Regions from separate parts of the Mus musculus genome. Here region 2 is linked to region 1. The links are chromatin loops, found by intact Hi-C in ENCODE. Cell type or tissue: heart. All regions are shown on one strand. Each heading gives the region's core, and the rest is flanking DNA. Links, peaks and the distances in the headings are about the cores only. Region 1 holds the start of Icam2 (intercellular adhesion molecule 2). Region 2 overlaps Pecam1 (platelet/endothelial cell adhesion molecule 1).

Region 1 (2,910 bases), core at 411-2,910:
CCTTCCCCCACCCTCCCCCCACTCTACCCCACCCCACTTCTCCCTTCTCCCTCTTTTCTCTCCTTACCTGGTCTTCGCTTTCTGGTGGAATCTCAAAGCCCAACAGCCTCATGTGGGGACTTCCCTTGATCCAGGCTGATAACATCTGCACTAGATAGCTATATACAACAGCCACTACTCAGCACTGTGGGAAGGACAGGATGTCACAGGGTCACTGGCTGAGCCATTGAGGCTTCCTCTACTTGAAATCTGGAGGACACAATGGACTGGGAGCTGGTCCTGCAGGTGGCTTCCTGAGCTCCAATAATGAGCCCTCAAAACCCTGGGGCTTCCTTTGGATAGGCCCTTTCTGGGATTCTACCGAGAAAGCAAGGAGGCCTGCTTTTGCCCTGCCTATCCCCCAGGTTCTAAGACAGAACTAAGACAGTAAGGTTGACTAAATATGGTGAACACAGTGCCTCCTGGGAAGGCCGTGTATCCAAAGTTCTCTGCCTGTGGTGAAGTGTGCCCGGAAGGAAGGCTAGGAAGACCAAGGTCCTGCCTGAAGTAAGGAGATGCACAGGAAAGCACTAACTGACAAGGCCAGGAAAGAGTCTAGGGTTTGGGAATAGGTTGTAGGCACTGTTTCCTGACCTCCTGGGCCCCAGGAGACGACTGTGGGCTGCCCTTTTGCAATCTCTGAGCCCTGTGTTGGCTGAATTAGGGCTAGGCTTCTGCTGGAAACTAAATGAGACATTGAGACATGCAGATATACGCAGGGCATTAGCAAGAGATTACTATGTGACTGCGTTCTAACTTTGGATATCATCTTTCCAGAGATGACGCCAACCGAGGCCTGGTAGAATTCAGAGTTCCCCTGATCTGAATCTTGGAGACCTCACTCTGCCCAATGTACAGTTAAAGAAATTCCATGTACACTCCCCCCACCCACACACAAAACACGTAAGTGCATGCAAGCTTGCACACATTCATGCATGCACACACACTTCCTGCATGTGATTTCCCATTGCTTTCCTATCCCCGCACAGGGAGCATGCAACGTGAGAGAACCCTGTTACACCCCTGCTTATCTGCTGCTTCCTGGCTTCCTCTGCATGAATTCTTGAGGCCCTAAAGGCTTGGGAGCTGGTCTGTGCATATTGTTTCCTGATCTCAGATAATTAGAGGAAATGAGCTCACTGGCACAGAGGAGATTGTGGATTTCAGTTGGGAGCGCCAGGCTTCACTCCCCGACCTGTAGCAGACATCTCTCCCTAACCCTCCAGGCAGCCGTCAGCTGTGCCCCTGAAGCCCATAGACTCCACAGACCCCACAGACCCCACCTGAGATGTCTTCTTTTGCTTGCTGGAGCCTGTCTCTTCTTATCCTGTTCTACAGCCCAGGTAAGCCAGCTCCCAGGGGTTTCAGCACATGGCATCTTAGGGTGGGAAGTACTAATACTCCTCAGGCATCGGGGTGGGGGAAGGGGACATCCTGGCCACAGAGGCCTCTCCACCATAGGTAAAGAAGACTGTGTCAGCCTGGCTTTGGTTTCTCATGGCCCCAGGCTAAGGACTAGGATCAAGGCCTTTTGGATACTAGAGGGAACAAACTCAGAGATCTGGGAATGTCGATGAAACATTCATCAATGAATGTTGATGTGACAGGCTACCGACGTTGGGGGTGGTGGACAGTGGGTAAATGGGAGACTCCAGAAGGAATGCCAGGGGCTAAGCGGAGATGAGGCAGCATGCCAAAGGGGCCTAGTGGACAGCAGAGGGCAGCCGATGATACTGTGCTCACTGGCAGAACAAAATGAAAATGAAAGCTGTTTCAGTGGGTCAAGGAGACCTGGAAGGACACAGCCTCTACGTGCTGAGTGTCCTATGTCTTAGACAACCTGCCAAACGCTTCCAAGCCTAATTGCACTCAGGACCCAGGGGAGGGCACATGATCCCTTTTAACAAGTGAAGAAACTGAGGCTCACAGAAAGAATATATATAACCAACGTTGAAAGTTCAAGTCCAGCACTATCTACATGGAAAGCCCCTCCTTTGCCGCTGAATTGAATGTCACTAGCTGATGGCTGAGTGGGGAGGGAGAAAGACAAGCCATGTGTAGGGACCCTGCTAGCCAGGATCCAGGACCATCGTGGTCCTCACAGAGTGGAGGTGAATACCGAGGGCCCCATTGTCTTACACCAGGTACATCCCAAATGTCTGTCCTGCATAGAGCTGTGTAGTCACCATAAAGAGAAACATGGGAAACTCAGGCCCAGCCTAAATGTCCTGGCTCCAACGATGTCTACAGAGCATCAACATAAATTATGAGCTTTATGCAACAGGTCCTTTTGATGGTGGCCTGTTGCTTTTCTGGTCTTATTTCCACCATTCCTCTTCCTTGCTAAGGTTTGGTCATCTCCGTTCTCCATTGCTTCATGAACGCATGCTCCCGATGGCAGGTCTGCGAGCCAGCGGCTCCGTTTATCTGCAAGGTGCTCCCACAGCGCATGAAAGGTTCTCTACCTCCCTCTGTCTTTGCTTCAACATCTCTTATTAGCTACGTTATTAAAAATGGAGTCCCTCCACTACCTCTACTCTCTTTCCCTGGAGCTTTGCCGCCACCCAGAGGGCATCCTGTCAGTTTTCGATGGTGATGTGAGCTCAGAGTTTACCTCCATTCTCAGAGGTGTCTTCATGACAGAGGGAACATTGTACGGGAGCTTAAGGAAGCCGAAAGTAGGCTTGAGGAAGACTGACCTAGGGCTGACTGATAAAGGGACTGGAGGAAAGGGGCCAACCAAAGGTGACCTGTCTCCTTGGGCCACTGGTAATAGAGAGCCCCAAGGACAGGCATCAGAGACGTCTGCTGCCAAGTGCTTTTGGTTTTACAGGGTCTGGTGAGAAGGCCTTTGAGGTCTACATATGGTCC
Region 2 (2,912 bases), core at 199-2,698, 320 kb before region 1:
TAGGGCTGCCAAGGTTACAGAGTGGGGAGTGCCCAGCCAAACTCAGTATCTTTGTGTTAACAGAAAATGAAAGGGGCTGGGAGAGGGGTGTGCCAGCTCACACTGTAGTCCCCGTACTTGGGAAACCAAGGCAGGATTGTGAAGAGTTTAAGGCTAGCCTGAGCTACATAGCAAGATTATCTTAAAATAAACAAATATCTTTTTTAAAATCTTGAATTATTCCAAGACTCTGGCTGGAAGTAGTATAAACTCAGCACCTCACCCAGTCTTGTGGGTAACTCTGGCTCACAATCTTGTGATGATAGACCCTTTTGGTCAAGGTCAAAGTTGTTCCACGAAGGCTGACTAAGCCTGGGTGTCTGCTTTTGAGCTGACTTTTGTGGCTACACTGAAGGCCTCCGTTCATCATCCTGTGAGACACCGCCTTCTTAGCTGCTCTTGCAGGATGTGACTTTTGACCCAGGGCTGAGGTCCTGGAGGAGAGAGCTTGACTAGATGGAAGCTGTACACTAACATCAGGAGGAGTGTCCTGGCTCCATTGGGGGAGTCAGTCCTGTGATAGCCTTGGTATGGTCATGTGGGAGATGTAACAGGGCCGAGGGCTGTTTTGGAGGCTGTCTAGGGCAGAGCGGCTGCCACGTTATCGAAGCTGGTTATGTTCTCCGTTAGGGCTTGGCCTGGCTCATTTGGGAAATTTTCTTTATTTAAAATTTTGAATGCATGTTTATTTAGTGTGTGTGCCTGAGCTTGTGTGCAGCCTGTGAGGTGCTTTTAGAGGTCAGAGGATAACTTGCATGAGTTAATTCTCTTCTACCCTGTGGGTCCTGGGATTCCACAAACTCAGGCACAGCAGTAAGTACCTTTGCTTGCTAAGCTGTCTCAACGGCCCTATTTTTATTTTTATTTATTTATTCTTCATGTGTATTAGATGGTCGTGAGCTGCCACCATGTCAGTGCATGAAATCCTAGTTCTGCAAGAACAAGTGCTCTTAATCACCGAGCCATTTCTCTCCCCGCACCCCCATCTCCCCTTGAGGCAGGGTTTCACTGTGTAATCCTGCCTGGCCTGGAATTTGCATTGTAGACCCAGAGTGGCCTCAAACTCTTGGCAGTTCTTTCTTCTCTGCTTCCGGAGCGCTAGAATTAGAGGTGTGTGCCACAGCACCTGGCCTCTTGAGTTTTCTACAAGGTTTCCCCCTCTTCCGTCCTGTGATACTCCTGCTGGCTGAGTGGCGACATGAGGTTCCTCCCAGTGATCCAGGTGCGTGTTACACAAGTGGATGTGTGTCAAAGAAATCAGCCGTGTCAATACCACCCTCCTTACAAAAGCCACACATTGGCTGGAGAGATGGCTCAGAGATTAAGAGCACTGCCTGCTCTTCCAGAGGTCCTGAGTTCAATTCGCAGCAACCGCATGGTGGCTCACAACCATCTGTAATGGGATCTGATGCCCTCTTCTTGTATGTCTGAAGACAGCTACAGTGTACTCATATACATAAAATAAATAAATCTTAAAAAAAAATCCACACATGCCAAGTGTGGTGGCACATCTCTTAATCCCAGCACTCAAGAGGCAGAAACAGGTGGATTTCTGTAAATTCGAAGCCAGCCTGATCTACCTTACCAGTTCCAAGCCAGCCAAGATAGTGAGTTGCTGTCTCAAAAACAACAAAAAGCCACACTTGGTGCTTTAATTGAGGTTTTTTTGTTTTTGGTTAAACCTAGAGGACAGTTCGAGTTTGAGAAAAATGACAGAACAGCCAAATTATAAAATTTCAGGGGAATGAAGGAGAGAGCAAGCCATGCCTTTTGCAATGGGGGGTAGCGGGCAGCAGCGAGGCAGAGAGCATGGGGGCCTCGGAGGCTGATGCTCAGGGTATCCCCTTCCAGACTTTGATCACTATCAGGGGGAAGAGGAAATAGAAAAGGAGGGAAATGACAAGGCCGGAGTTGTAGGGTGGGATGCTTCAGATAGCTGCTCACAGCTGCCTGGAGGCCGGAGACTTCCTTTCAAAGAAAGACAAGTCCCTTCTAGCATGTCTTTATTTAGGTGGAACCGAATTCCCTTTGGGGAAGCATTCCTGGGATTCCAACTGATGAACTGGGCTGGTTGGATTGACAGTAGGGAAGGGAAGATAGGGATGGCACAAGAGTTAAGAGTTCTTACTACTTTTGCAGAGGAGGGGTGCCCAGCAGCCATGTTGGGCAGCTACAACTGCCCATAACTCTAGCTCCTCTTCAGGGAATGGACACCCCTTTCTAGTCTCCTTGGACATTGCGTTAATGTACATAAACCCATATGCAGAATACACACATGCACATGATAAAAACGAACAACGGAAGGAACAATAGTATGAACAGTAACAGTATGTAATGTTTTGTTTGATCTTAATTCTTTTGCATCTATTATGAAGTGGGGGGGGGGGCGGAGGGCGTGTTGTTGACCCACTCAGCACTGTGGACAGTGCCTGGCCTGGAGAGGCCCCTGTAGTGTTTCCTATAGTTGTCCTGCAATGTGAAGGAGAGAAGTGATTATCCATGAGGCCCAGGGTTTGTTATTACCACGGGCACCTTGCCTCAGTCACCAAAAAATACGGAGGTAGGGGAGTGGGGCTGGGTAAGGTATGGCTCAGTGGCCAAGTGCTTGCCTAGCATTTGAAGGGCACTGGCGTCAATTTCCTAGCATCAAGAGAAAAATAATTACCAAGAAATGCAGATGTGCTAGCATTCCTGTTTCAACAAATAGAAGCAAAAAGACTACAGGAATTAAAAATAAAAAAAACAACTACTTCCAAATAGCCAGGCTTAGTGGTGCACACCTTTAATCCCAGCACTTGGGAGGCAGAGGCAGGTGGATTTCTGAGTTCGAGGCCAGCCTGGTCTACAGAGTGAGTTCCAGGACAGCCAGCGCT

The links. Hi-C counts contacts between places; a loop is a spot of excess contacts. Peaks named below come from ENCODE experiments on the same cell type or tissue, not always from the same donor. Only the 100,000 strongest peaks of a DNase experiment are listed, where the experiment ranks them.
Region 2: it touches region 1 in a loop (9-fold over the local background); 1 of 42 quality-filtered maps calls a loop at or near these places.

The regions. Positions count from the first base shown.
Region 1 is chr11:106,380,902-106,383,811 of GRCm38, reverse strand. It overlaps Icam2 (intercellular adhesion molecule 2), which reads left to right and starts at 1,031. Exons shown (of 4, transcript NM_010494.2): 1 at 1,031-1,382; 2 at 2,873-2,910. The coding sequence starts at 1,328. In heart, for the core only: CTCF peaks have their summits at 1,754 (motif pointing right) and 2,603 (motif pointing left); DNase peaks (open chromatin) are centred at 1,081 and 1,711; H3K4me3 peaks cover 1,806 bases; H3K27ac peaks cover 2,128 bases.
Region 2 is chr11:106,705,536-106,708,447 of GRCm38, reverse strand. The region is part of intron 2 of Pecam1 (platelet/endothelial cell adhesion molecule 1); the gene reads left to right. Among named protein-coding and RNA genes, the nearest start is that of Pecam1, 8.3 kb to the left of the region's middle. In heart, for the core only: no CTCF peak of the experiment used is centred there; a DNase peak (open chromatin) is centred at 1,177; H3K27ac peaks cover 385 bases.